3 separate regions of the Homo sapiens genome follow, and all the other regions are linked to region 1. A link is a loop called in an ENCODE intact Hi-C map of the cell type or tissue named here. Cell type or tissue: HepG2. All regions are shown on one strand. Each heading gives the region's core, and the rest is flanking DNA. Links, peaks and the distances in the headings are about the cores only.

The links. Peaks named below come from ENCODE experiments on the same cell type or tissue, not always from the same donor. Only the 100,000 strongest peaks of a DNase experiment are listed, where the experiment ranks them.
Region 2: it touches region 1 in a loop (4-fold over the local background); 2 of 110 quality-filtered maps call a loop at or near these places.
Region 3: it touches region 1 in a loop (4-fold over the local background); 3 of 110 quality-filtered maps call a loop at or near these places.

The regions. Positions count from the first base shown.
Region 1 is chr21:14,858,743-14,868,926 of GRCh38, forward strand. The region is part of intron 1 of ASMER1 (adipocyte associated metabolic related lncRNA 1); the gene reads right to left. Among named protein-coding and RNA genes, the nearest start is that of ASMER1, 55 kb to the right of the region's middle. RefSeq lists an enhancer at 5,936-5,985. In HepG2, for the core only: CTCF peaks have their summits at 4,270 (motif pointing left), 5,690 (motif pointing right) and 6,058; DNase peaks (open chromatin) are centred at 5,199, 5,699 and 6,069; H3K4me3 peaks cover 1,264 bases.
Region 2 is chr21:15,437,072-15,447,255 of GRCh38, forward strand. It overlaps LOC101927745 (a long non-coding RNA gene), which reads right to left and starts at 7,585. Exons shown (of 6, transcript NR_188238.1): 1 at 7,303-7,585; 2 at 6,953-7,010. RefSeq lists an enhancer at 7,857-8,626. In HepG2, for the core only: no CTCF peak of the experiment used is centred there; DNase peaks (open chromatin) are centred at 4,210, 5,810 and 7,350; H3K4me3 peaks cover 3,457 bases.
Region 3 is chr21:15,116,852-15,127,035 of GRCh38, forward strand. LOC107985483 (a long non-coding RNA gene) reads right to left here. Exons shown (of 4, transcript XR_001755094.2): 2 at 5,507-6,910. Among named protein-coding and RNA genes, the nearest start is that of LINC02920, 55 kb to the left of the region's middle. RefSeq lists an enhancer at 4,364-4,880 and a silencer at 5,457-5,751. In HepG2, for the core only: no CTCF peak of the experiment used is centred there; DNase peaks (open chromatin) are centred at 5,170 and 5,610; H3K4me3 peaks cover 754 bases.

The sequences.
Region 1 (10,184 bases), core at 1,004-9,003:
AATCACAGTTATGTTTTTGCAGTAGGTCATGATATTTCTGCCTCCAACCCCTCTCTTCTTTTCCTCTGAGGTAGATTCTAAAACTTTGAACGAACACACTTACAGTGATGTTTATACATTTATACTTTACAAATCATTTAAAGTAATACAGTATTCAACTCTATAATTCTAATTTTCTAATAATTCCTCAATTGAGTTAAAAGCTATGACCAATTTGACTAATGCATGAAAAATTAACTGACTTATCAGAGGTCACATCAATCAACCACTCTGCCAAGACAAGAAATCTCATAGTTTGGCTGTTGAAGCATTTATTTAACTAATATCCCTAGAGGAGTCAAGCTATAGCAGACCTTTACATATTCAAAATGTCTTGAAGGCTCATCTTTTAAAAGTTGTCTTAGTCTGTATGGGCTGCTATAACAAAATGTCATAAATGGGGTAGCTTATGAGCAACAGAAATTTATTTCTCATAGTTCTGAAGGCTGGGAAATCCAAGATCAAGGCACTGACAGATTTGTTGTCTAGTGTAGGCCCACTTTCTGGCTCATCAATGACATCTTGCTATGCAGTCACACGGTGGATGGGGTAAGAAATCTCTCTCTGGCATCTTCTGGAAGAACTCTAATCCCATTTGTGAGGGTTCCTCCCCCAAGACCTAATCATTTCCCAAAGGCCCCACCTTCTAATACAATCACCTTGGGGGTGAGGATTTCAACATATTTGGACATAAATGTCAGACCATAACAAAAATCATTTTATATTCTATGTCATAACGTGACCCTGTTAAGATAGCATAAAGGCATTTGGAATTTCTAATCTTTTATTCCCAGTCCACATGTAAACTGGCACAAGAGGAATAAGCTGTAGGCTCATCCTGTGGTTTCAATAACCCATATCCCACTGCCATTTGTTCCAGCTTGGGAAACATGACCCTAAGCCAGTCTGTGCTGCACTGTTTGTATTATTCCAACAATCAAAGTTTCATTTTTTCTATATTTGTATCAGTCCATTTTCACACTGCTGATAAGGACATACCAGAGACTGGGAAGAAAAAGAGGATTAATTGGACTTACAGTTCCACATGGCTGGGAAGGCCTCAGAATCATGGTGGAAGGTGAAAGGAACCTCTTACACGGTGGTGGCAAGAGAAAATGTGAAGGAAGCAAAAGTGGAAACCCCCGATAAACCCGTCAGATCTCGTGAAACTCACTCACTATCACAAGAATAGCACAGGAAAGACCAGCCCCCATGATTCAATTACCTCCCTGTGGGTCCCTCCCACAACACGTGGGAATTCTGGGAGATATAATTCAAGTTGAGATTTGGGTGGGGACACAGGCAGACCATATCATTCTGTATCATTCTGCCCCTGGCCCCTCCAAATCTCACGTCCTCACATCTCAAAACGAATCATGCCTTCCCAGCAGTCCCCCAAAGTCTTAACTCATTTCAGCATTAACCCAGAAGTCCACAGTCCAAAGTCTCATCTGAGACAAGCAAATCCCTTCCATCTATGAGCCTGTAAAATCAAAAGCAAGCTAGTTACTTCCTAGATACAATGGGGGTACAGGTATTGGGTAAATACAGCAATTCCAAGTGAGAGAAATTGGCCAGAACAAACGGGTTACAGGGCCCCTGCTAGTCCAAAATCCAGCAGGGTAGTCAGATTTTAAAGCTTAAAAGTTACTTTTTTTGACTCCTGATCTCACATCCAGGTCATGCTGATGCAAGGGGTGGATTCCCATGGTGTTGGGCAGCTCTGCTCCTGTGTCTTTGCAGGGTACAGCCCCTCCTCCCAGCTGTTTTCATGGGCTGGTGTTTAGAGTTTGTTGCTTTTCTAGGCACATGGTGCAAGCCATCAGTAAATCTACCATTCTGGGGTCTGAAGGATGGTGGTCCTTTTCCCAGAGTTCCACTGGGCTGTGCCCTAGTAAGGACTCGGTGTGGGGGCTCCTACCCCACATTTTCCTTCCACACTGCTCTAGCAGAGGTTCTCCATGAGGGCCCCACTCCTGCAGCAAACTTTTGCCTGGGCATCCAGGCATTTCCATACATCTTCTGAAATCTAGGTGAGGGTTCCTAAACCTCAATTTTTAACTTCTGTGCACGTGCAGGCTCAACACCACATGGAAGCTGCCAAGGCTTGGGGCTTCCAACCACTGAAGCCACAGCCCGAGCTCTACATTGGCCCCTTTTCAACCATGGCTGGAGCAGTAGGAAAACAGGACACCAAGTCCCCAGGTTGCACACCTCATGGGCACCCTAGGCCTGGCCTGGCCTACAGAATCACTTTTTCCTCCTAGGCCTCTGGGCCTGTGATGAGAGGGACTGCCATGAAGGTCTCCGACATGACCTGGAGACATTTTCCTCATTATCTTGGGGATTAACATTAGGCTCCTGGCTCCTTATGCACATTTCTGCAGCTGGATTGAATTTCTCCCCAGAAAATGGGTTTTTCTTTTCTATCACATTGTCAGGCTGCAAATTTTCTGAACATTTATGCTCTACTTCCCTTATAAAACTGAATACCTTTAACAGTACCCAAGTCACCTCTTGAATGCTTTGCTGCTTAGAAATTTCTTCCATCAGATACCCTAAATCATCGTTCTTGAGTTTAAAGTTCCACAAATCCCTAGGGGAGGGGCAAAATGCCACCAGTCTGTTTGCTAAAACATAACAAGAGTCACCTTTGCTTCAGTTCCCAACAACTTCCTCATCTCCTCCTCTGAGACAGCCTCAGCCTGGACCTTATTGTCAATATCTCTATCAAGCTTTTGTTCAAAGCCATTCAACAAGTCTCTAGGAAGTTCCAAACTTTCCCACATTTTCCTGTCTTCTTCTGAGCCCTCCAAACTGTTTCAACCTCTGCCTGTTACCCAGTTCCAAAGTTGCTTCCACATTTTTGGGTATCTTCTCAGCAGTACCCCACTCTCAGTACCAATTTACTGTATTAGTCCATTTTCACACTGCTGATAAAGACATACCCAAGACTGGTAAGAAAAGGAGGTTTAATTGAATTTACAACTCCATGTGGCCGGGGAGGCCTCAGAATCATGGCAGGAGGTGAAATGCACTTCTTACATGGCAGCAGCAAGAGAAAATGAGGAAGAAGCAAAAGTGGAAACCCCTGATAAACCCATCAGATCTCGTGAGGCTTATTCACTATCATGGATAGCACGGGAAAGACCAGCTCCCATGATTCAATTACCGTCCCCTGGGTCCCTCCCACAACATGTGGGAATTCTGGGAGATACAATTCAAGTTGAGATTTGAATGGGGACACAGCCAAACCATATCAATGTTAAAACAAAATCCTAACATAATTTTTTGTCTTACATATTGAACTTGGAATTCCTGGCTTTTTATTTACTTGGAACTTCAAAAATTGTTATAGATATACCACTTTTTTTTTTCTGTCAGGACCTAATTCTTATTTTAAAAAGTTACATGATGTCAGTTTCAATTTCTCTTGAGATTTCACTTGGATAACACAGACTATCACAATTTTGCCTCTAATTCACTCTCTGGTGAATTGCTCTGCTCTATCATTAAGGTTTTGAGCCTACCTTTATAAAATGGGCACAAAAAGGAAGTAAAAATTATGGTTCTTACATTCACTTCTTATGCATGTAAGAAAGGATAGAAAGATAATTTGGAGCTATATTACAAAATGAGTCAGAATCTGCCTACTAGTTCTGGAGGTCTTTCACAAACTCTCAAATTCTTGGGAAAACACAGCACTCTTTTAAAATGTCATGTTACATGGCCATTCACTGCCTATTATACTACTACACTCAAGCCCATGATTTCAGAAAGTCCCTCTCAAAAGGAGGTTCAGAGTGCAACTAGATTTTTATAACTACCATTTAAATCATCAATATAGAATATGCTTCTTTGCTCTTAATTTACTTTTCATTTCTATTTGGTGGGGAGTTCATCATTAAAATCCTCCCTGGAAGGTTTGCAAAGATAGAACTTTGGTTGAGGATGGAGGCAGAGGCAGCACTGGCCAATCCAGACTGCAGGGATCACTTTACAGGTCTTGAGAAAAAATAGTGGTAGGAAGGGAAGTAAGCAGGAGAGAGGAATTAACTAAAGAGAAGTAAAACGTGTCTTGTTTAAACTAGTGGAAGCAATGAAAATTTAGCAGCCATTGTTTGTCTCTTTATTCCTTATTTATAAAACTAAAGAGTAAACTATATTTTTAGGTTAGGTTTTAATTTATGGGAAAGGGAAAGAAACCTAAAAGAAGCCCCCTGCTGGCCACTCTAATTTCTGCCCTATTTGCTCCTTAAAAAAAATAAAAATAAAAATATCCTTACCTTTCCTATATTTTCCTACATTTAAGACATAATTTAACCTTTTATTGTTAACTGAGATTTATCATTGTTATAAATGCAATATACAAATATAAATCTCTAAAGGCATTTCAGTAATTTGTCTTTTATGACAAGAAGAAAATCATCCTTTGAAAGATATGTATCTTGTTTTAAATTTGCATTTAAAAGTCTATCACTAGTAGATTAGTTTTGTTATTTTGCTCTTAATCTGAGCACAAAATAAGTTTGTTTTGATTATCTCAAACTCTGGGAGGTCTTTAAAATTAAATAACAAATCCGAGTTTTATTCAAAATTATTTACAACAGTCTTTTGTCTTATTCTAGAAAATTAAGGGGACTACACATAGCAAAAATCCCGAGGCTGTGTTTGTTTCACGCTGTTACTTGAATCTATGATGAAATCATTTCCTAGGCTTATTCTTTAGAAAATAAAACTCCTTAGGGCAGACTGACCCGAGTTGCACAGGAATGTAAATAAAAATGATTATTTCTCTCTTTACATAAGACAAATATTTTACTACATTGTGTACTATAATAATCTTTCTCATGGCCAACACAGAAATATTAGCATCTACCAAATATGGTTAAATCCTCAAAGCCTACTTATAAAGCAAAAGCAGCACTGGAAATTGACATCACTTACATTTAGTCACATTTTCAAAAGAGCATGATTAATGAAACAGAAGTGTTCTCATGGAGCGTGTGCACCATGTGCTAGTGACAGTTATATCAGAACGAACTACATGTAGCATTTATCTTCCTTTTGCTCTGGTATCTCCCGAGTGAAACGCTTGGGTGTGTATGAAAAGCATAGGGAGAATGACAACTCATTTGGTATTGACTTGGCCTTTGTCCCAGCTCTCTCTTACATCATCAACCCCTTCCTCATCTCTGCTGTCACTGACTTTGAGAAAGCACATGGTTCAGCCATTTGACATCCTCTCTGTAAGACCAGGGATGAGTCTGCTATGCGTAGCTCTGTTTATTAAAACCTCAATTTTAAGAAGGTTACCATTCTACATAAAACCCTTGACCTCTCAGAGTTAGTGGTATGAGCCTAAAAGTTGCCAGGACATGCTAAACTTTTCCTGAGAAAGAGTCCAGTCAACAATTTTATGACAATCCTTCTGACCTGAGCTTTGCTTAATACCATCAAATAAGTCACAGGACAGTCAGGAGATTGGAAATGTATCACTTGATGAGGTTTTTCAGATTGATAACACGAGGGTAAGCAACTGTGTCATCCAGGAGGCTCCAAAGTCCAGGGTCCATTCAGGGCCAACTACAGCAGTGCCCCTTCCTAAGTCCAGGCCATTCACACCAACCGAAGCCCAGCAGGGGGCAGCTTCCCAAAGCTAAATCTAAAAAGACCATAGCCAGCCCAGCTGAAAGTCCCAGGAAAAGGCAATGTTGCCTAACAGTCATGAGACAGCTGGAAAAGTCCCTGCACCTGACACACACTGTTACAGACAGTGCTGCCTCATAGACGTGTAGAAGGCACATCAGGGAGAGTGTCGGGGTCAGGCCAGAAACTTCACATTAAATCAGGGAGGATTTGTTTGGGGCTCACATTTAGACAGAGAACAAAGACTTCTCTGTCATTTTTGTAGTTTTGTTCATTTGTATTTGAAAATAGCAGTTCTCTCTCTGGCCTGACTGCATCCCTTTGATGGTAACTGAAGCTTTCCATTGCAGCGGTGCTCCTGACGGGGGCGACATTGAACCTGCTCAGGGCTCAGGGCTCCTCTTCCCGGCTCTGTGGCCTCCCCGAACATGAGTAACACTATGGCCTGCAAAGATAGGACTTAATTGTCCTTAAAAGGAAAAATGCCTGCATGACCAGAGTTGGACCAAGCCAGAACAGGAGCCCCTGAGAAGTGCTAGGTACATTTTTAACAGTTCCTGTTTACTTTCCATAGGAGATTATGAGAAGAACACAAGAGCACATTTATAAGTAGTTTTCATGATTCATGTTATCACTGAAACCAGATGCTATTCTGAATCAAACAACCCTGAAGTGATGTGCAATTCTAATATCTGCTTAATTAATCAAAATATTCATTAATACGTAAGAAAACACATTCTGTTTGTGTTTTAGAGTACACATTTATCACATGCTCATAAATACTTAAATACAGGAGGTATGCTTGGCAGATAAATTATTAACTTTTCAGAGATCTGCAGATTTTAGAAAGTTTTGGGGGGAAATTAAATTTTAATAAAACAGCATTTTACTTAATTACAGAAAAATCAAATAAAATTATTTTCTAGATTCTGAAAGAAAAACAAATAGATTATAAACTGTAAATGCCCTTTGTCTTATGATAACCTTGCTAGCTTTAGTAATTGTATAATATTATGAACCTTGGGAAACAGTGCAAAGCATCAAAAATCTTATATTAACATATATATTGACTCTAATAAACCTATATCTGTATTAGTGTTTAATATTGATTAAAATTGCTTATAAGTTTATATTAATAGGAAATACATCCTGATTTAGTAGGATTTTAATAACTACAATCATGTATTGCTTAACGATGGGAATATGTTCTGATAAATGCATCAGTAGGCAATTTCATCATGTGAACATCAATATCATGGTGTACTTACACAAACCTAGATGGTATAGCCTACTGCTTCTAAACTACATACCTGTACAGCATGTTACTGTATGTAGATGACTGTAACACAATGGAAAGTATTTATGCATCTCAACATAGAAAAGATACGGTAAAAATATGGTATTATAATCTTATGGAACCATCATCATATATGCAGTCTATTCACTAAAATGTCATTTTGCGTGATAAGGGCATTTACTCCAATATTGCTTTATTAGATTGGCATCCTTGCTGACTCAAGACCCTTTCCTTATGTACTGATGACCACCTATTGATTCTCAGAAAGTCTTATATTCTCACTCTTGTGCCACCCTCAGTTATTTCCCTCTGCCTTTCACAGCTAACTGTCCACTTCACACCACTAATCAACTGCTGTGAACTTGGCTTTTACCTTGATCTCAGCTCTTCCAAAAGTCACCAATCATTTCCTAAATGCAAAATATAATGACCTTTTCCCTGTGTCCATCATACTTTGTATAACATTTGATATTGTAATGAGTTGAATTGAGTCCCTCTCAAAAAAGACAAGTTGAAATCCTAACCTTCAGTATCTCAGAATGTGACCTTATTTGGACACAGAGTTGTGGCAGATGTAATTAGTGATGAAATGAGGTCATACTGGAGCAGAGTTAGCCCCTGATCCAATATTACTGGCATCCTTCTAAGAAGATGGCCATCTGAAAACATATACACAGAGAGGACACACTGTGACAATGAAGGCAGAGATTGGAATTAGGAAGTTGCAAGCCAAGGAGCATCGCAGATTGCCAGGAAACCACCAGAGGTTAAGAAGGGGGCAAGGAAGAATCTCTCAGAAACGTAAGAGAGACTGTGGCCCTGGTGATGCCTTGATTTCAGACTTCTAGCCTCCAGAACTGTGATGTGATCAATTTCTTTGATTTTAGGCAGTTTATGGTGCTTCATTATGGCAGCCCTAGGAAACTGATAGTTACTACTGACCAAGGCTTTATTCTGCACTTACCACAATTTTTTAAATGCTCTTGTCCACAGGGTTCCATACACCATATTTTTCCAGAAGCCTGGCTACAGATTTCATAGGATCACAGGATTCTTTACTGCCTCTCATCTCCTATTTCCTTTTTTTTTTCCAACAGGATTTAACTCTGTGTTGCCCAGGCTGGAGTGCAGTGGCACAGTTATAGGTTCACTGCAGCCTCTCCATCTCCTGGGCTCAAGTGATCATTTTCCCTCAGGTGCCCAAGAAGCTAGAACTACAGGCGTGCATCACCACACCCAGCTAATTTTTATTTTTTCATACAGATAAGGTCTCGCTTTGTTGCCCAGGCTTGTCTCTAACTCCTGGCCTCAAGGGATCATCCTGCCTCAGCCTACCAAAGTGTTGGAGATACAGGCATGCACCAGCATGCCCAGCCTGATATTCCTTGAAATACCTCAAGCCATCCTGTAGTATCAACTACCACAAATATGTGAGGGCTGCTCCAGTTCATATCTACATCTTGAACCTCTCTAAGTCTCCATGGGTCAACCTCCTGTGTTTTCCTGCAGCACACCAAAGTGTGCTCAAAAAAGCAAATGAAAAAGAATACAAAACAGTTGATACTCACTTGCAAAATAAAACCAGATGCAGCTTTCTTTACAAATTGAGAAAGATGTTTTTTAAGCATAATGACTAGTGTTGGCAAATGAACTTGTCCCTCTCAAATATCATGTGAGACTTTGGTTTGATACAATTTTACTGGAGAGTTATTTAGCAATGTGAATCAAGTATTTAAGAATTGTTAATTCCTTTTGACCTAGTAATTTTACTCCTTAGGAATTATCCCAAGAAAATAATCAGACCTGCACCAAAGATTTATATATGGATACATATACAAAGCACATATTTGCATATAAGGACTACACCCACAGATCCATAACCGTAAAGTCTCAAAGTTACTGACTGTTGGCTTTTAAACTTTTAAACTTTTAAACACAGATACATATCTCTGAGTCTAGTCTTTATATGCAAATATATATGTTTTATATATGTATATTTTTTGAATCATTTTATGTGGTTTATATTTATTCAATTTTTATATGCTTGGTTTAGAAGCATATAAAATGTTCACTTTTCAGAAAACATTAGGAATTGGTTATATTTTAGAAAGAAACGTAGAATATCACATTTCAATTTGGACTAGCACTTTTCAAGCGGCTGCTAACCACATGTGGATAGTGGCTATCCTATCAGCATAGAGCTACACGAAGGGCATATGACTGCTTATTTTACTATGCTTGCAATTTCTGTAGCTTTGATTTTTTTTAAATAAAATGTTGGCCAGGCACGGTGGTTATGCCTGTAATCCGAGCACTTTTGGAGGCTGAGGTGAGCTGATTACCTGAGATCAGGAGTTCGAGACCAACCTGGCCAACATGGTGAAACCCCGTCTCTACTAAAAATCCAAAAAAATTAGCCAGGCGTGGTGGCAAGTGCCTGTAATCCCAGCTACTCGGGAGGCTGAGGCAGGAGAATCACTTGAATCCGGGAGGCAGAGGTTGCAGTGAGCTGAGATCACGCCATTGCACTCCAGCCTGGGTGACAAAACCCAGACTCCTTCTCAAAAAAAAAAAGTTGGGGGAGGAAAGGCCTTTGAAAACACTTGCAATCACATTCATTCTGCTTCAGACTGTTTACTCTTCTTAATCCCTGCTAACCATGGTTAATTCACTAGCATTTTTGCTTTTCAAGCAGTGACATCCACAAGACCATATTGTGATCTTTCTATTCTTTGCATAGTTTCATGGTTCTTAGAGGAAAAAAAAAGATGTCACACATAACAAACAAACTAACCAGTAGTGACACTAAAATGAGAAAAGGGTTTTGGCATGGCTCAAAAAAGCCATGTGTATAATTTTTAAATCAGTGCTGCAATTTGTGGCCCAGCAAGTGAGACGGCATTTTGCTTCCTCCTCAAGAACCCTTTGTTCTTGTCATGAACCAGAATTTAAGCTTCTGCACTCTGTTTCTGGGAGGCAGAGTCCTCTTTGACCTGATCTGTCTCCTTTGACAAGGAGACAGATTTTAGCTTGTCCAAAAAAAGATAACCCCTGCTGCTCCTTGTTTGGAAAAAACACATTCTCCTTCCTGGGAGAGGCTGAAAGAAGAATTGACTACAAAAGAGAATGTAACAAGTCTTCATTTTCAACTCATTTCCCTTTAATTTTTATGCCAAGTACAGCCGTGCCTTGAGTGATG
Region 2 (10,184 bases), core at 641-8,640, 580 kb after region 1:
ATGTGCTACATCTTTACCTAAATTGAGTTGTTATCTTCTTCTGCCTTTTTGAACTTCACACTATAAATTAACTATTATCCTACTGAAATAAATTCCTTTGCAGATTTTATGTATATGGAAGGAATTTCAATTTCATTTGAGGATACACATTGAGTTATTATGTCCTATAGAGTAATTTATTGATCTTTGGGAACAAAAACCTCCAGTATAGTATCAGAAGAATTTTACTGTTAATTTTTAAAATAATACTTCAAAATTCACTCTTAAGGGAATATATGCTCACTCATATCAGTAAAATAAGGAATCAGTTGGATATGAGAGGATAAAAATCTGATATTCAAAATATGTTCTTACTCATTTTAAAATAAAGAGATCTATTAACAAAATACAGTGAATTTTGATAGCTTATGAGACTGTCGTTTTGACTAGAAATGGTTTAGAAAATTAATCTATTTGTTCCTCTCCAGCTTCCATTATAAATCATTTCTTCTGTCACCTCAAAGTTAAATAATAGTCTACATTGGAATTAATGGATCCAAAACAAAGCAATCATTAACAATTAAGTAGATTTAGATTAAAAAAATAAAAATAAATCCTCATTCCAGGAGATAAAAGAAGTATATGTGCCTTTAAATTAATAATGGCACAAAAGTATTGGTGATATCTAGACTCCTTCTCAAGGAGCAACAGGAAATTTCATTGAAATCAGCCAGAATTACAATATGTCTCACTCTGGAGGTGAAAAGGAGACAAAGTTGTAGTTATGTAAAGAACCATAGAGAAATTTACTCAGACAACCCATGAAACATTCATTTTTTAAAAACTGCACAAAACTGAAATCTTCTACATCTTTTCTGCTCTTAGAGTTTGCTGTGTTACTTTTGGAATTTATACTAATCTAGAAATCATGGCCATGTTTGGGGCCTTAGGTATCAAAAGACCTGGGGATTCCGTTAGGGGAACCTAGATATGAGTAATTCTTTCCTACTGTTCTTGTGTGCACGTTTCTGTTGCTTAACAAAACACATGCTGAAAAACCATACTTGGTCAAGAGGTAGATTTATGACTGTTTAGGAATCTACCACATGGAGCATGGGGCCTTTGTGGTTAAATACAACTGAATGACAATAAGGCAGTATCACAAAGCAGGAAACAGGCCTTGGCTCTCTTCAATTTTAGGTTATTGGGATTTGGAGAGGGAAACTTATGCCTCCTGCCAGACATGATTTTTAAACATTTTTAACTTGGTTTCCCGTTATCACTTTAAAGCACTTTGTGCATGAAGGGTGACATTTATGTGGCAAGTTATATTTTATTATTAGGTGAAAATTTTTTTGAACAAGTGAAAACATTTGTCTTTAATAGTGATTAAATGCCCAACAAGTTAGAACCTTTACAGAGAACAAAATGAGCTAAGTGCAAAAATAAGTTTCTAATGTTGCTTCTAAAAATAAAAAAATAACAAATGAATAAAGGAGATAAATGCACCAGGGATTTCCAAATTGGAAACTCAAAACATTTTTAAAGCTAATTTAATAATTTATTTTTAAAACCCTACAAAATAACAGAATGAAGATATTCCCTCCAATGTAAGGTATGCAGTTATTAAAATACTGATCAATTATTTGCTTTTGTTGTTTTCCTGTTAAAGTTTCCTTTCGTTGACTGTTTTTACCCTGGCAGCACATCTACTCTGCATACATCTCTGTTTATTAATCAATGCAATACCCTCTCTTCAGTTCAGTACAGGACCCATGAAATATTTTAAACTTGCTCCTTTATTGGGTTAAACCTATTTGAATGGAAAGAAATTAGCCATTACAATTCTGAGAGATCATGTCTGCACACAGCAAATCACAAGAAACATTCTTTGGGGTCACTTTTGAGGTTTCCTTCTAAGTCTTTGAAGCATATCATTGGTTACAAAAGGAAAAAAGACTAAATTTTCAGTATTAGGCAGAGAAAAAAAAATTTTATGAAGCAAATATTCATGCAGAATGTATTGATAAAACTTGGGAGTACACATGTAGCCATTCCATAAGTACCCCACTTTTTTTTTTATTTGTGTTCTTGGTTACATTAATTAAATGAGCTTAATCTCATACTCTAATTATTATCTCTACAGTTTGTTTTGTAGCAAAAAAAAAAAAAAAAAACTCAAAAAACACAAACAAAAACAAAAACAAACCCTAATGTAGGAGTTTAAATGTGTTATTTTTTGAGAAATATGAAATTCGTCTTTGGCATTAGCTTCAACTTTCATCCTAGAGTAGTTAATGGGCCTAAATCTAATTATTTGTAAAGTTTGCTTGGATGATTGGTAGATGATAAAGCAATATACACTAATTAGCCACAAGGACAACGACATGAGAGATGAATTTTACAGATACATCAAAAACTTATCTGTGAATGGAATTTTAGAATGCTTTAAATAGAGCTATAAAAATAGGTGAAACAAGTTGATTTAAGTTGGAGTTCTTTATTATTCATGGAACTATAGGAATTTTTTTTTCTTGTGGTACTTAGAAGTTTCAGTGTGTTATAAAGATTTTTTCTTCTACCAGATTGCATCTTCCTTGAAGGCCAGACCCATGTCTGATTCATATTATCTCCATGTGTCTAGTAGATTTCTCTCTATAAATTAGCTATCAAATATTTGTTGAATGCAGAACCCATATGCCATCCTTTTGCAAATTAGAAATAAAAGCATGCATTCTCCAGAACGTGTTTCTTAAAGCACCTGCCTCTCTTGTGTCCTTTTTGAAATTAATCACATGAATTCAGAAATGAGAAGGGATAGTTTTATGTTAGGTCTTTTGTAGGAAAGTAATGCACTGTGTCAAAGTTTCTTAAATTCAGGCTTAACCACTGGACTGAATCATAAGTACAAAATGTGCCATGGGATTAAAGGTCTTATTTTTTACTGTACTAAAAAATAAATAACAGTTTGGTAAAATGGTGTAATTATAGTTTCTTCTAGTATTTGGATATTAAATTAGAGGGTACCATAATTCAGGAATGATGGCCTTTTCTTTATCTGAATGTGTCTAGATAGAGGGCCCTGTGTTTTGCTGAAGACTGTAATTGTTAGTGTACTTATAATAATTCTCTAGTCACTCATCATCAGCACCTAAACAGCTTGCCTTGGAAAGTTATGAAATCCCGGAGTTAATGACCACGCTTAAATTTTGGCCAAGCAATCTAAACTCTTATCCTCAATTTTCCACAGCAGTTGGATCCATTCTAGAGGTAAATACCTTAGAGAAGAGAATTGACTAGGAGCAAAATACATGCAAATATATGTTATATAAAGAGCATGATAATTCCTCGCTTTACTATTTTTTAAATGGAAATATACTTTGTCTCAGATGTCACAAATTAGTGAAATACTTTGAGAGAAATATAATTTTAAATATCTCTAAATTCTTATAGATAAATGTCCTCTAATTTGTTTCTGAAATGCCAAATCTAACTTAAGCAATTTATGACCACTATTTTATCAGTGCTTAAATTTAATTTTCCTTCTTCATAGTTAGTACCCACTGTACACATTTCTATATTAATATACATACATATTTAAATTAATGTAACATTAAATCTATAAGCATAACCAAGTTAATTATAACTATGTGATAAAATATGCAAATTATTTTTTAGACAGTGACTCTTTCAAATATCCAACTGAATTATATAAATAAAACATGAATGACAAATTTTTTAGTTGTTTGTCACATATTACAACCATTCTATATGTTATTCATTTTCCAAATATAAAAGAGTTACCATTACTAGATGGAAAATTATATTCAGAAATGCAGACATGTCCTTGGTAGGAAAAAGATAGAAACGCACAACGAGCTTCACTCACTAAACCAAATTTCTTAAATTTCAAAAAGACCCATTATTCACAGGTCAAATTTGTCCCTTGATCAGTATACAGAAAACAATAAGGTTTAGTCATAAACAGTAAAGCAGCATGTCTGGAAGGAAAGAGACTAGAAATGAAACAAAATGAGATATGGGCCGTCTAAGGCTACCCCAGTCCTCACTTTCACCCCCCTTCACCTAGACGAGTACATGCTGAACAAGCACCAAAAACAACCAATAAATGAAAGGAAACTCAAAGGTCACTTGGGGTCATTATTTTCACATACCTTTGAATAATGAGAGCATCACATGTCAGCCAGAGGAGAACAAAATGTCACATTCTCCAGCTAAAGGTTGGCCTTGGTCAAAGGTCACAGAAGGGAGGCCAGGAAATAACCTAAGAGGTTAGGCTGGGTGCACAAAGAAAGGTCACCAAATGTCAATGAAAGCATGCAGCTGTTTGGAGATGAAACAACTGAGGCACCCTTTTGTGCTGACATCGGCTAGAAAAAATGTCTCTGCTGACATTTTTTTTAGCTGGCAGTTTTATAGGACATTGACATTAATGTACCCAACCCCGAATTAGCCTTTTAAAAAGCAACAGTTTGGAAGTTAAGTGCAGCAGTTTCCAAAAAATCATAACTGTGACATTTTTATTCCAGATGATTAATACAGCAATGGACTTCTAACACAAAATTTAGATTTGATCTGAGCTCTTTCATCACGACAATGTGTTAGCAACTAGGCCTCGGGACACAGGTAACAATCAGTAACTAGTATTTTTATGTTTTTAAGAATTATTATTATTCCTTTAACTAAAAGGTATTCAGAAACCTCACCTTATTACAAGGTAGGAAGACATGAGTGATTTCCACATTTCACTGGGCCTAGCTGTTGGCAGCTCTTGATCTAGTAATAAAATCCATTCAAAGGAAAGAGAAAAGACTGAAAAATTTGCAACCCCATTTTAAAGGAATTCATGCAAAATACTTGCAGACTAAATCTTAATCTATCTGAGTATTTCCATCTTAAACATCAGCCCTAAAAGTAACAATTCTTAGAGAAGTGGTGGTAGTGTTCCCAAGTATTCTCAGACATCAAACTCTACAGGAAAGAAGTTTAGAAAAGATAGGCACCTTGAATTATTCATATACTTAACTTACAGTTGATCCTTCCTAGCAGCTTCAGTTTTCTGTGTGTATGGAGGTCTATTTTATACACACACACCTGATATTCATCCAAGATTAGCAGCTGTTTCCAGATAACATTAGAACATTTCACATCTATAAACATCCTTTACTGATTCACAGGCACAAGACCATATTTTAATTCAAGACATACTTTTCAGTCCTCAGGGTTCTGACAAGTGGCCCCAATTTACAACTTAGGCAGCTCCAATTTTTTCCCAAATCTTTTTCAAACAGTTTCCACATCCTCTTAAAAAAGAGAACATTGTGGATTTATACAACAAAAATAATAATAATAAAAGTTGGCTGGGTGTGGTGGCTCATGCCTGGAATCCTTGCACTTTGGGAGGCCGAGGCGGGTGGATCACCTGAGGTCAGGTGTTCGAGACCAGCCTGCCCAACCTGATGAAACCCCGTCTCTACTAAAAATACGAAAAATTAGCCGGGCATGGTGGCGGGTGCCTGTAATCCCAGCTATTCAGGAGGCTGAGGCAGAAGAATTGCTTGAACTCGGGAGGCAGAGGTTGCAGTGAGCCAAGATTGCACCACTGCACTCCAGCCTGGGCAACAAGAGTAAAATTCCACCTCAAAAAAAAAAAGTTTACACAGAAACAAAACTCTAAAGTTTATTTCACAAACAGGGGCCATCTCTCCCTAAAACCTCTATTCCGGGTGAGTCTCTTTTTTGTTTGTTCCTCCGTAAACTTCCAGGGAGACTGCCAAACAGTAATGCTCACCCCGGGGTGACTGCAGGACTCACCCAGAGACAAAACTACCTTCCTACCTAATGGGCCCTAGACATATGAAGCCTGTCAGGAGAACATCATAAATCATGGAGATGGGAAGAGAGGGGGCAGGAGGAGCCACACAAACCCTTTGCACTTAGGAGAAAGAGTTATTTAACACGTCAGGGAAGTGCATTTAATAAATGAAGTCAGTGACTTGAACATGTCATATTCGATCTATATGGAGGTTACTGAACTTTCTTTAAAAAGTCATTTTTATGCTGGTTGCTTTTCTTATGAAATTTTCTACACCTCTAGTGTATAAAATGGATGTGTAAGCAGCTGATTGAGAAATAGCTAAGGTCAAAGTTAATAAGGAAAGCAGAAGGTCTAAAAGCAGGCTGCCTTTTTTTTCCCCTTTGAGTTCAAGAGACTCCATATGATTTGGGCATGACATACTAATGTTTCTGACATCAGGCCTTTTTTTAAATCTGCCTTCAAATAACTGATACTTGGGTGGTAATGAATGTGGAAGATGTCTCGTTGCTGGAATTACAAAAATGAACTTTCCTCTTCTGATTTCATTCATGGGCTAGTTTTTATGAGTAAAATGATATCAAAGACTTGGAGGGATGGAATATTGCCTCAAAATGTCAAGACAATATAAGTTACAGAATGTACAAGTTGGAGAAGAAAGAAAAGGGTGGGAACATAGAATTAGGTGTCCCTTTAAAAACAAAGAAGAAAGCAAAATACTCAGCAAGTATATAAACAAGTACAAACTGCACATCTATTTTGGAAAATGTTTTTGTATCTCCAGGCTTTCTGGATCCCTTACATTTAAGTCATGAGAATCTCTGGGTTATTTTGTCACATAAAAGAGTATAAAACCCCCATCAAATCAACAAATAGGTTTGCTCCCTCAGATGAGATTTAACTGAAACTTGGAACAAAAACAGTGAGGTTCATCAGATAAACATATGCCAAATTTAAGACTTCTATCTGTTCTTAAATGGATGCTATAGATTGTCTGCAAGAACTACTCCCTTCAACTTCAGATGTGATAAAGCTTGATATGATGCTCTTAGACCTTGAAACAGAAACCATATGTGGCAATAAACAAACAAACAAAATCCCTGGATACTGCAAAGGAAAAAAAAACAGAAAACTTACTCGATTTTAGAAGACTTGAAAAAGTTGTAATTATCTTCCTTGATGTACACGGTGTTCACTGACAGGAAAAAAAAAAGAAATCTCAGCACCTAAAAACTTATATATTTGCACATTTATGTTCAAATTATTCTCTAAATGGCTTGAAATAATTGCCTCTTCTGCTTTGTATTAACTAAACTTTTTTTTTTTTTTTTTTGTCAAGTCATGGTTCTTTTTCTAGTATCTGAAAATGTGCCAAACTAAATGTCAGTGCCTTCATAAGGAAGATTTAGAGTTCCTTTTGGAGCAGATAGAAGCCTCAAATGACAAACACGCTTATCCTGAATGCCCCTCCTGCTGGTGTGACTTACCTCAGAACAAGGTCAAAGAAGCCGCCAGAGAAGATCTACGATTTGTTTGACTTGACATTCCCTGGTATTTCCCTTTGTTATCCCTGTGTCATCGTTCTGTGGCAGAGGGAGAGCAAGGCAAGCGCTTGCTTTCAGGTATATCTGGCTAGTAGCCCTACATACCACAGAGAGCTACTGTGGATTTCACTGTATGAAAAGCCTCCATTTGACTTGAATGCTGTTAAAGCATTGCAGGGGTAAGTTTTGAAATCCTTCCTTAGGTCAAACTCTAGCTGGAAAGTTCGCCCCATCCTCCTCTTGGAAGGACTCTTATATGGCCTTGTAGCTAAACTTGAGCAACCACACACTGCAGCAGAGCAGCTGGCATGGCCCAAGCCAGGTGGGTGGTCCAGGCAAGGCCCAGTCCCCTTGTGTCCATTATTGCTAAGGTGCATCTAGGAGCACAAGGACAGGAGGAGTCAGACATGTGAGTGTTTTTGCAATCAGTCAACAAACATCCACTGTTTACCGATTACAGGACATTTCTTCTGGGCATTGGGAATACCAAGTGACAAAGTCATGCTTTTAATTTTCAAGGTGTTTAATAGAGAATAAGCCAGGGTTGGAACACTCTACCCCGGAAGTCCCTGCTATTAAATCTGGCTTTGCTTTTCAGTAATCACCTCCTTAAAGACCCAGGGGACAAAAAACTTAGAAACAATTTCCTCCCTCCCTGACTTACTTTGTCTCTGACTTCGGCCTTTCACAGTGGCACACATGGTTGGGACATCTAAAATACCACTGGAAAATTTAAGGATATAATCTACCTATATTATATGAATAGCACAAATTTATTTTCAATGAATTAGCAGAAGTTCAGAGCCATTCTTTCTTAGGCACTTTCCTATACTCTTGGTGAATTCGTCTAGTATGTGAAAAAAGAGTTTCTCTCAGATTGTTAGTCCCAGCTACAAGGCCTGCCACCATAGAAAAGTTCCTTCTCTGTCCTTTTTCTCCTCTCTTCAGATCCCCTTTCTTGACCTTTCTATCACAGCATCTGAACCTGCCTGCACCTGCTCATTGTCCATTTGAATTGCTTCTCTGCTGGAGGTATTCCTGGGGCCCACTCTGGCCTACTGCCTTTGGGCTTCACCTGACCTAGCTCTGCATTTACAAAGCAAGCCCAACAGATTTCCACCATACATTTCAAACACCGAGAATGACACTGATTTTGAAACTCAGCTACACTGCATAGAGGAACTCCCTGAATACACCCAATCACCCAATTTAGGGAAGTACGAATTTTCTGACAATGTGAAAGGGAAATGACCTATTTTAAACTAAAGTATTGAAAATTTCTAATTATTCTCATTCCAAGGGAAAAAAATGAAAAAAAAAAAAATCCTAAAGAAAAAGAACAATTCCCTCCTATAACCTATCCCTTAAAGGAATGGACAATACTTGGGTAATGATGTTCAACTTATGCATAAGAAGACAAAAGGGCATTTTTTTCTGTATGGCTTCTTTGCCAGAGACCCTTTGGTAATGTGAGGTTTTTCTAAAGGCATAAGGGACGATTTCTCTATGTAGTTTTGCAAGGTCCCTTTCATTCCTTCTGACATCTTACTTTATCCTTTTCCTTTTTCTCTCCCTAAATGAAATGGATGTCTATGTACATATATATTTTCTGAAATACAAATGTAGAATGGCATGTAAGTACCATAAACCTGAGATTTAATTTAAATGCAATATGTAAGCAAGGCCTGTTAGGTCCTGGGTCCCAGTAAGAAATGGGATTCACCCTTAAAATGGTTTAAGTGAAGATATGTTAACGGTAGCACTCCAAAAAGGCATAGGCAGAGTTTTAGGAGCAAATAAATAATTTACCCAGGGACTAGCAACATTACAACCTCTTGGGCTGAAGGGACAATGAGAAGAAATAATGTTAACAGAACCCAGCGAGAACTGGAAGCACAGAGGAGGGGCCGCCCAGTTGGAGCTGTAGTTTTGGAGAAATGCAGCAGCTGCCCAAGACGTGGTGCTGAAGCCACAGGGCAGCAGAGAAGAAATACCCTGGCTTTACTTCCTTGCAACTCAGTCAGCTCCTGCCAGTACATCCTGTGGCAAAATATCAGCTGTAACCTGTCAGTAAAAAGATTCAGTGGGGTTAGCTTCCTGATACACAGCAGGGAAAACATGGGTTGCCAAGGAATTTGGTATGGAGACTAAGGAATAATTTGCACAAAATTTCCCATTTAAATATGAGAGAATTAGAGTGAATTCAATCATCGGGTTTATAACTAACTTTCAGGAATTTAAAAAATGTGGAAGGATGATGCTATGGATTGAAATATGTCCTCCCTAAATTCATATGTTGAAACTCCAATCCCCAGTATAAAACGCAGCAAGAAGGGGGCCATCAGCAGGCCAGGAAGAGAGCCCTCACAAAAAACGGAATCAGCCAGCACCTTGATCTCGGACTTCCCAGCCTCCAGCATCATGAAAAAATAAAGATTTGTTGTTTAAGTCACCCAGTCTATCATATTTTGTTATGGCAGCCCAAGCAAACCTATGCAGCCGGGTCAAGTATTTTATATATATATTATAGGAGAATACATGCTTTGAGTCATATAGAACAGGATATTAACACCAACTCTAAATTGCTATTTGTAGATTTGGGGAAACACTCCAAACTTCAGTTTTCTAAATTAAATAAGTACAGTATTTTCTTCATTATTGGGCTTTTTTTTTTTTTTTTTTTTTTTGAGATGGATTTTTGCTCTTGTTGCCCAGGCTGGAGTGCAATGGCACAATCTCGGCTCACTGCAACCTCTGCCTCCCGGGTTCAAGCGACTCTCCTGCCTCAGCCTCCCAACTAGCTGGGATTATGGGCATGAACCACC
Region 3 (10,184 bases), core at 1,157-9,156, 260 kb after region 1:
AAAAAAAACATTCAATTTTTTATTCAAATGTTTTATTCTTTCTGTGGAAGAATTATATGCTATCTTGGAGGTCATCTTCTTCAGAGCTTCTCAACCTCTTTATATCTTGTAACACACCTGAAGGTTGACACGTTTGTGCCACATACGTTCTCTGGCTGTTGCAGCTCATGATAAAAGATATAACCTAGGGGTCTGGCGATGCACTTTGTGCCAGAATTGGAATGCCATACTCTGCCCTGAGTCATGCCAGATGGAACTGACGGTTGCTGCTCTGGTCTAATCCCCCAATTTTACTGAAAGAGAACTGAGACAAAAGAGGTTAGCTGACTTGGCTTCTGTCATCCAGCTCATTAGAAAGTAGCAAAACTTGATATAGAACTGAAGTGTTTTGAGATGTAAGCTTCTAGATAAGGCAGTGAGACCTGTGATGGGTGTCAAGAAAACCCTTGCCTCCACTGTTTTAGGTGATTGCACTTAGTCACTTACACGTTCTGAATTAAAACCTCTCTACTTCTGTGGTGCTGTCTTCACATGAAAACTGTCTTGGGTGAATTTAGCCTATAAAAAGTAGAATTCATGAAAACATATTTTTCCCAGACATGATGTGAAATTAAGGCTTTGATACTTTTTTTATTTTTACTTTGTAATTAGTTGTTTCAGATTTACATAGACTTAAGGCAAGACGCTGTGAACCAGAAACTTCAAAGAACATAGGAGAATATTAGCTATCTTTGGTGTTAAGGCAGCTGTGTTTGTGGCAGTGACTTTCAGCTGAGAGGATAGATACTAGGCTAGTGCCCTGAAATAAACACGGAAAATAGGCTGGGCACAGTGGCTCACACCTGTAATCCCAGCACTTTGGGAGGCTGAGGCAGGAGGACCACTTGAGGCCTAGACTTTGAGACCATCCTGGACAACATAGAGAGACCCTGTCTCTACACAGGGTCTAATTTAAAAATTAGCCAGGTTTGGTGTTACGCACCTGTGGTCCTAGGTATTTGGGAGGCTGAGGCGGGAAGATCGCTTAATCCTGGGAGGTTGAGGCTACAATGAGCCATGATTGCACTATTGTGCTCCAGCCTGGGCAACAGACTGAGATCCTGTCTCTAAAATAATAATAATAATAATATACAAACAAAAAACAAAAACTAACAAACTGCATAGAAAGTAGTTGGGGCTCCAGCTATAAAGGCAAACTTGTGGATCACAAATAATTATTTAAAGGAGATCTGTTTGTTCACAAAAGAAGTATAGTAATGCTATAATAGCTCAGGAACAGTTGAGTGTCTCTGCACTACTCCCTGTAGACAGTGGGGATGTTGTACAAAACAAAGGTTTATAATCAGACTTTTTGCAGATCAATCAACCTAGCACTAGGGTATCTTCTCCTAGCTAGAAGATGAAAGCAGGAACAAGCCATAAGCATGGTGAAAATTTACTCATTTATTTCAACAAAACACTGTAATATTTTAATGAGACATTGAAAATAAGACATACAACCTTAAAAATAAAGGCAGAAAAATATTTTTAGTTGATGCTCATGGGTTGAATTTTTAGGTCACAATAGACGAGCTGGTAGAAAGAATTGCTTGCTTTAAACGGAATAGTTTAACAAAAAATGGCTAGGCACAGTGGCTCATGCCTATAATTCCAGCACTTTGGGAGGCCAAGGTGGGCAAATCCATTGAGCCCAGGAGTTTAACCCCATCTCTACAAAAAATATGAAAATTAGCCAGCATGGTGGCGTGTGCCTATAGCCCCAGTTACTCGGGAGGCTAAGATGGGAGGATTACTTGAGCCTGGGAAGTAAAGCCTGGAGCGAGCCATGATTGCGCCACTGCACTCCAGCCTGGGTGAAAGAGCAAGACCCTGTCTAAAAAAAAAATGAATGCTTGGGAGGCCGACGTGGGTGGATCATGGGGTCAGGAGTTTGAGACCAGCCTGAGCAACATGGTGAAATCCTGTCTCTACTAAAAATACAAAAATCAGCTGGGCATGGTGGTGCGCACCTGTAATCCCAGCTACTCAGGAGGCTGAGGCAGGAGAATCACTTGAACTCAGGAGGCGGAGGTTGAAGTTAGCCGAGATTGCACCACTGCACTCCAGCCTGGGCAACAGAGCGAGACTCCGTCTCAAAAAAAAAAAAAAAAAAAAATGGATGCACACCTTTGTATCAGCACCAACTTGCAAATATGATTAAAACAAAACAAAACACTGTTAGAAATCACTGGCTCGGTTGAGAAATAGATTTCTGAGTTGTCATAGGCATGAAACCAATACTGTGCCAGTGAATAGATCTACCCCCAAACAACCTTGGTGAACTGAGCAAGATCAAGGCCAGACTGTAGTCTCTTGAAGCATTGATGATAAGCACACTACGGTTAAAGGGCACGATTACCCTCGGAATCATAATGCAGGTACATACACTGAATGTAAGAATAATGTGATTGAAACTAATTTAGGACTGTGCCAAGCAGGAAGAGAAAGTCCTTTGGGCATTCAAAAAGAACATTTAGACAAAGCAAAACAAGAAGGAGAATTTGTGGTTTGCAGGAAGCTGTTGCTCATTTATATTTTATCAAAGATTTAAAATGTTGGGCAAAAGAGTGTGGCTGTAGCAAGCAGAAAGAAATTTGGAATGTATGTGGTTTATAACTGAAATAATCAACTAGAAGAAACAATAAGCATCAGGAGGATTTTTTTTTAAAGTGTTCTCTTTCGTTTCCTAAAATTATGTATTTTGGAAACTCAGATGGGTTAGAAATATCAACAGAGATTTCTCGGGTATCTCATTATGATGTCTCACATGACTTACACTCTTCTATGTTAATCAAGTGAATCTCTTCCAATTATACAGATTGCTATGAAAAATCATGAGACATCACATTTTACTAAGTGGGAAATACTATTGATCTAACAAGATCCGTTGAATAATGAAAGGGGTCCATTTTTATATGTTACTCCCTCTAGCAAGGTTGAATAAATATGCCAGTGAAACATGGAAGAATGGATTTTTATAGTTTCAGATACTTACATAGTTTTAGATATATACATAGTTTTAGACAATTTGTTAGTAGGCTCAGAAATAATGTTTTAATTGCCTATATCCCCATAGTACAGTGCTAGACAATGTTTAGGATATGTTTAACAAATTATTAATTCTTTTTAGGAGCTTAAAATAAGGGGCTAATGACAATGATACAGACAAATGCATGAAAATGTTGTAAACCACAAATAAAATAATGTTCAAATATAAGTACTTTTGGTCCATTACAAATGTGGAAGATATATACTTATAATGAGAGGATAGAAAGAAAATACCTTAACTCTTATTATGAAGTAAGTTCTCGATGCTAACATAATATATTGAAAAATTCTTAAATATATATGACAAGTGAATCTATCTATCTATCTGTCTATCTATCTATCTATCTATCTATCTATCATCTATCTATCTATCCATCCATCCAATGGGAGAAGATGTAAAGTGAAATAGCCATAGGAAGAGGGGAGTAAGCATAAATGGAATTGTTGTACATCAGCAGACATGACTGTGATTCATTCAGAGGGTATTCAAGAAGAAGGGAGAAAATGGTTATAGTATGGCATTAAAAATATTATAATGGAATACTTTGCAATTGAGTGAGAGAATCTAACATATGAATTATAGGGCAAATTAAAAAAATTATATGGCCTCAAAAAAATCTGGCATACACAAAATGACAGGTGAAAAAGATAACTTTGGCAGAAGAACTGAACACTTACAGGAAATAAATGCTGTAACTTGGGATTCTAGGGAGATTCATATCCAAACAGGGAATGAGGATTACACATAAACCATCATAAGACAAAATTCACAGTTTAACAAGTCAAATTGTAATGTTACATTGAAATAATACATTGCAATAATACATTGCCTTACTTCCAATTATATCCTCCAAGTTAGTATGATTTGGTCATGAAAATGACAAAAAATAAACAGACAATGAAACAACAAATTCACTTGTTGGACCACCTTAATGATCAAATTAAGCAATAATACACAAATTCTTTTGTACAGCTATCACTCAACAAATATTAATTGGCTACTCTTTGCTATACATCAGAACAAATAGTTACCATACAAAATACCAGTTGAACACAGAGTACTTTAAAAAATTATTCTGCACAAATATTGCAAAAATCCATCGAAGTGTTGAAAGGAAGGCAAGTCAGATTCAAAAAATGTCATGAGTGAAAAAAACAGATTTAATTGGGAACTGTAAATAGAAATTGAAAAACAACCAAGCGTCATGAGGAGTTTTATTTGGGAGCTTCATTATTTATGTGTTCTTTGCCGACATGTAGAATTTGGAGGTGGTAAAAGTTAAAGACAGAGGAAAAATTTCTGTGTAATAGGAGTTGGTCATGCAACTTGTCTCACAGCCAGATGCAAGTGCAGGTCTGAGGTGAATAGAGAAATTGACCTATGGGATATGTGCATTCATTCAACTTTTTTTTTGAGTCCATGCTATTTTGCAAACACTCTCTAGGCAATGGGGTTCTAACATGAGTGAAGCATGGCCTCTGCAGTCAGTGAGGCAGCCATGCAGTAAACAGCTAAGTGGCAAGGCAATGGGGGTAGCCCCATGGAAAGCGGAAGCCCAATGGAATGAGGGGTGGAAGGGCCTCGAAAGCACATGAGATGAGAGGCAGAGACTAAATGAGGAAAGAGGCTCAGAAGCCAAGAAGAGAGAGTTGTATAATTGGTTATCAGCCGTGTCAAATTCTGTACATAGGTCAAGGAGCATCAAGATGGAGAAGTGCCATTGCGTTTTGGCAGTGAGTATGTTACTGGAGACCTTGGCAAGGCTGGCTTCTGGGAAGTGGCGTGGGTTAGAGCAGGACTGGATCAGGTTCAGGAGCGTTTTCACTGAGGAACTGAATGCATCTGGTGCACTCTAGGAGTTGGGAGAGGAATGGTGGGGAAACAGTTGTTAGAGGGTGTAGGGATTTCTTGAGACCCAGGGATATCTGAGACTCAGCAGGATCCAAATACAGACTTTTTAGCTCTATTTTGTGAAAAACAGAGCTTTTCCCAGCAGCAAGGAAACAGCATTTACATCTTGAAGCAGGCTTTGTTGAGCTTGTTTGTTCTATCTGGCAATGAGTCACTGTAACACTGACCCTGCCATTGAAGTCAGCAGATTCTATTTGGAGAGCTTTGTGATTGTGGGGGGAAGTTGTTTAAAAAGTTAACAAAAACATCTACTCTCCCTGATCTGCTAAACACCTGTGTGCATTAGTTTTGATGACTATTAGCTCAAGAGCATGGGAATGCTATTTTTGAGTAAAAAAAGGGAAGCCTCATCAGAAGAAGTTAAATGTACATGACACAGGAAAAAGTTATAATATTTTCTATTTTGGTTTCTACTCATTTGAAAAGAGTTTTAAAGAGAAAAGTGTAATAGTTCTGCCGACCGCCAACCTCAATTAAAATGCTAAGTACAAGTTGCAGTTTCCCTACCTCTGCCAGAGGGAATATGTCCAAAGTGACCAGCCACCTGTTTCCTTTTGTAAGAGCTCAAGACTGCGGCCCCGTCCAGCATACTCCTCACTGACACTAAATATCAGTGTGATGATGAATCAAAAGTCAACAGCAGCAGAGCTTTATTTACCAAGAAATGACACTTAGTAAGGTCATCTCTTTTGGAGAGGACATTGCAATCATTTAAGTTGATAAAGATATTGGTGATTTATCAACCTCAAATAAGGCATGAGGAACATGCCTGTTAAGGGGTACCCAACTTGGCTGTTTCCAACTTGCTTAAATATATATGCCCACAGGCTGGCTGATGTTTGAGATGTTTGAGGGATAGTAATAGCACATGGTCTGTGATGGCTTAGCTAGGCACAGTGAAGGTCATAGAACTAGAAACTTAAGAATCAATTATGAAACAGGTTAAAGTTGCAGTCTATAAGAGAGTGGCTTTGGAGGCAGTAAGACTTGGGTTTTAATGATAGCTGTGCCATTTACTAGCTGTGGGACATCAGTCAAATAACTTAAATTTCAAAGGCTCTGTTTTCTCATCTATAATATAAAATAGAAATAATAGTAGTGCCTCAGGGCTGTTTTAAGGATTAAATGATAGCACGTGGAGCATAACCCAGGACCAGGCATACAGTAAACGCTTCATAAAATGATAGCTATTATATATCTTAAATCAAGCATCCTCAATTCCTTGTTGATAAGAAAAATAACAAACCACTAGCATTTGGTTAAAACCATGAGAGCTAATGTGAAAATGGATGTATTAAACAGCTTGCCATAAAAATGCTACATTTTTTCAAACAATTGAGATATGTCTAAAAGAAAAGAAGTGAGCACCATAAAATTGAACCTAATCTAAAGGGATTGAAGCAACAGCATTTTAAACAGCAAATAGAACCCACAAAGAAAATCCAAAAGTTATAAAAGTTTTATTCACTTTTACAATTTAATAAGATTCTGATTTTACTAACATTAAAAAATAAAATCATCTCTATTAAATGTAAAATTAGCTTTATTATACATATAAAGAGTCTCACTGCTGTTGTTCAAATTAATAGTAAAAAATTATTCCAAATAAGTTCTATGGGACATATTAGCAATAGTCAGATAATAATCAGTGCCCTTCTCTCCACATATAAAATGCCCTACTTCATTTTTAGAATAACTTGATGGCTGAAGCTCTTCACCACATTATCTCTTTTATAGTTCCTAGTTCACCATTTAGTATGGAGGCCCTAGAGCCCTCTCTTCCATCAGTTCCAGGCTTTCTGCCAGTTCTCAGATTCCATGTTTAATCAGAATCCCGGGCTCTCCAACCCCAGTCCGTATTATCCATTTTTCCAATTCTTAGGGGAAATTTGCCACTTTGAAACATGTTATCTGCAAATAGAACCCAGAAACAAAGACCTTAAAGTTATAAAGAAAACATTGGTAATGTTTCAAGGAATGAATGACAAATAACGAAAGCCCTTTGAATCTCAGCAAACACTGGGCTTCAGTTACACCCTTAAGGAGAACCCATAAATTCATCCTGCTGTCCCCCAAATGGACTTGCTGAGGAAAAAATGGACTTTTTTTTTTTTTTAACCACATATAAGCTCTATTTTTCTAGATAAGAAAGAAAACTGCAAAGGCAAGGTAGCGTGGTGAACTTCCCACTCACTGGCGCAGCTTGATGGAAATTCAATTTGACAAAGCCTTTCTTAGCCAAACCACCCCAAAGTGGCCTCTCCCTCCACTCGTTTGTTACTTACCATTGTTTTGCCATTTGTGTTCATGCATCCTCAGATGCATGAACGGAGGGTAAGCTGGGTAAACAGAGGTAAGACGGTAACAGAGGGTAAGCCTCCACTAGAGCTACATCTTATGAAGACTTTCTCTCCCTTTCTCCCTTACCTCAGAGTCTAAGCCAGATCTCACTCTTCCTAAAAGTCCAGAAGTTCAGGAGACAGGGAAGAAGGAGGGGGAAGGGAATTTGGGGTTCTTCTTCTTGCCTTTGTCAACCTCCTGTAAGTCACTCAGCCTCACTTGCAGTTATTCTTTTGTATAATGGAGATAATTATAGATACCGGTTTGAGAAGTACTTTGATATCCTCAGATAAAAGAGGCTCTAAAAGGGCAGAGGATAATTATTATTAGCAGCTCAATGGTTCATAGGTTTTTCCATATGCAGCTTTCTCCAGGGAAGCTAAATCCGTCAAAATAAAACCAGTTTGAGAGAAAAGGTACAATAGAAACTATTTAAACAAGGAAAATGACTTCAAAAAGATGAGCCAGATGAAACATAAAAGTGAAATAAAAAATTAAAGTGATGACATGCTTCTAAAAAAATCTCTGCAGTCTTGTCATGAATGAACCTAACATCACACAAAAGTGGTGCTGGTAATAACGGCATCTTGCATTTGTATAATGTCTTTCCCAATAACTTTACAACTCTTTTGTGACATAAAGTGATACTTAGTAAATCTTCAAATTGCTATCACGCTCGTTTTTAGGTGAGATCATTGAAGGCTGAGCCACCCCACTCTTCTGCAATGAACAGTGAGAATTGGAATCCAGTTTTCCCAGTTCTTCAACACAGAAGAAAGACATTGGAGTATCTTCCACCTCATGGAAACTATAGAGAATTTCCTTGTTGGAATCTGGTCAGCTAAAGCATGCAGCTGGGGTTTTCAGCATTTGTTCTGATTTTTGTCTTACTAAGTAAGATACTTGTCTTTAGCAAGTATTGAAAAAACAATTATGTATGAAGGGCCTCCCAGGCAGCTAATCCTTGCTAAGAGAATAAAAGATAGGGAATAGAAACACAAGTATTATATCAGTCTCCAACCACAAGAAGATTATGGTGTAGTTGAGAAGATAAGACATACACACAAAATAATTAGTGGTCAAAATATTATTTTATGCTTTAGTATTAAATGCTATCTTCTCTGAAGAGCTTTCCATAATTATGCTAATGAAAAGTAATCTTTCTTTTTTTTTTTTAATTCCTGTAGTACTACTAGAACTATGTTTCTTATAGAATTTATAAGAGGCATATATCATGTCACATCTTCTCTTTGGTATCAGAGTTTGAGCTCATCAAAAGTAGAAATCATGTTTTATTTTATCTTGGATTTCATTCGGTGCTTTACATTGTTTTGGACATAAAGGAAGGGCTCAGCAATATTTGTTGAAATGACATAGTGATATAATAATTTCAAAATACAGGCAATTAACATATAAGGACAATATGTGCAATAACATTATTGAGCATGTTTTCACTGATAATTCAAACCCATTAGGCTCTAAACAATTAGGAAATAATCACTCCAATCCTGATATTCTTTTAGTGCCCTGGTAGCGTTTACAAATTAGATTATAGTTGAAAAGTTCTTTACAATTATTTTTTGCTATTCTTCAAAACCATTTGAGTGGCTGGGCACAGTGGCTCACGCCTGTAATCCCAGCACTTTGGGAGGCAGAGGTGGGCGGATCACCCGAGGTCTGGAGTTCGAGACCAGCCTGGGCAACATGGTGAACTCCATCTCTACTAAACATGTGAATATTAACAGGGCGTGGTATCTCATGGCTGTAGTCCCAGCTACTCGGGAGGCTGAGGCAGGAGAATTGCTTGAACCTAGGAGGCGGAAGTTGTAGCGAGCTGAGATCGTACCACTGCACTCTCGCCTGGGTGATAGAGAGAGACTCTGTCTCAAACAATAATAACAACCACCACCCACAATTTTGTTTTCCTTCCTCAAGAAACATAAAAAATAAAGTAAGAAACTTGCATGACCATCCTACCCTCAGGAATTTCTTGTCATCTTTGCAGCCCCTAACTTCTTACTTTAGGTTTTCTTTGGGGCTCCAGGTAAAGAAAACAGTTAATCTAGAAGTGCTGAGACCTGGATAATGGAGCCAGCTGCCACAGAGGTAAGGGGAGAGAGAGGAGACGCTAGGAGAGGGGATTTAGGAATTCCAGAATGTACTTGGGAAGGACAGCCTTGTATCCCACTTAATTTCTTCTGCAGACACAAATGGAAAGGCTGGCTGTCTATGTGCCCCTGAAATAAGGCCAGGGTCAAAAGTGGGGCTGTGGCCTGGAGCAGAATTGCAGGACGGCTTTTCCTCCCCACCAAAAGAAAGAAAAGGAAATAATTGGGTGATAGCTTACTGCTCCCTTTCATCATTTCTTTCCTCTAATAGTCTGTCCTTCATGGAAAAATAGCACATACTTTCCATTCATGGAAATATCACATGTTTATATAAAATGATTCAAAATTAAATTTAATTTTCTTTTTACTCATTGGGTACAAAATAATTTATATTCACATACTGAATACTGACCTAGTTAGAGAGGTATCCATACACAGTTAGGTATATAATTCTCTTCTTTTAAGATGCTCTCCATCTCAGAAAGATTATTTAACAGGGACACCCGGGCCTTTCCCAGAGAACTACACCAGTAATTAAACTGATTTTTAAAAGGATCAGGATGTTTTCTTCACATTATGCATCAGCTTAGGAGCAACTTTGCCACCTCACTTATCTCACCAACCTCTTTCACTTTTGAGAAAGGGAGAAAAAAAGAAAAAAAGAAGTAAAGAGTTTTCGTCCTAACAGGATATGAAGATACTTTTCTTGAGAGGTTCCAGATGTATTTTGGCTATCC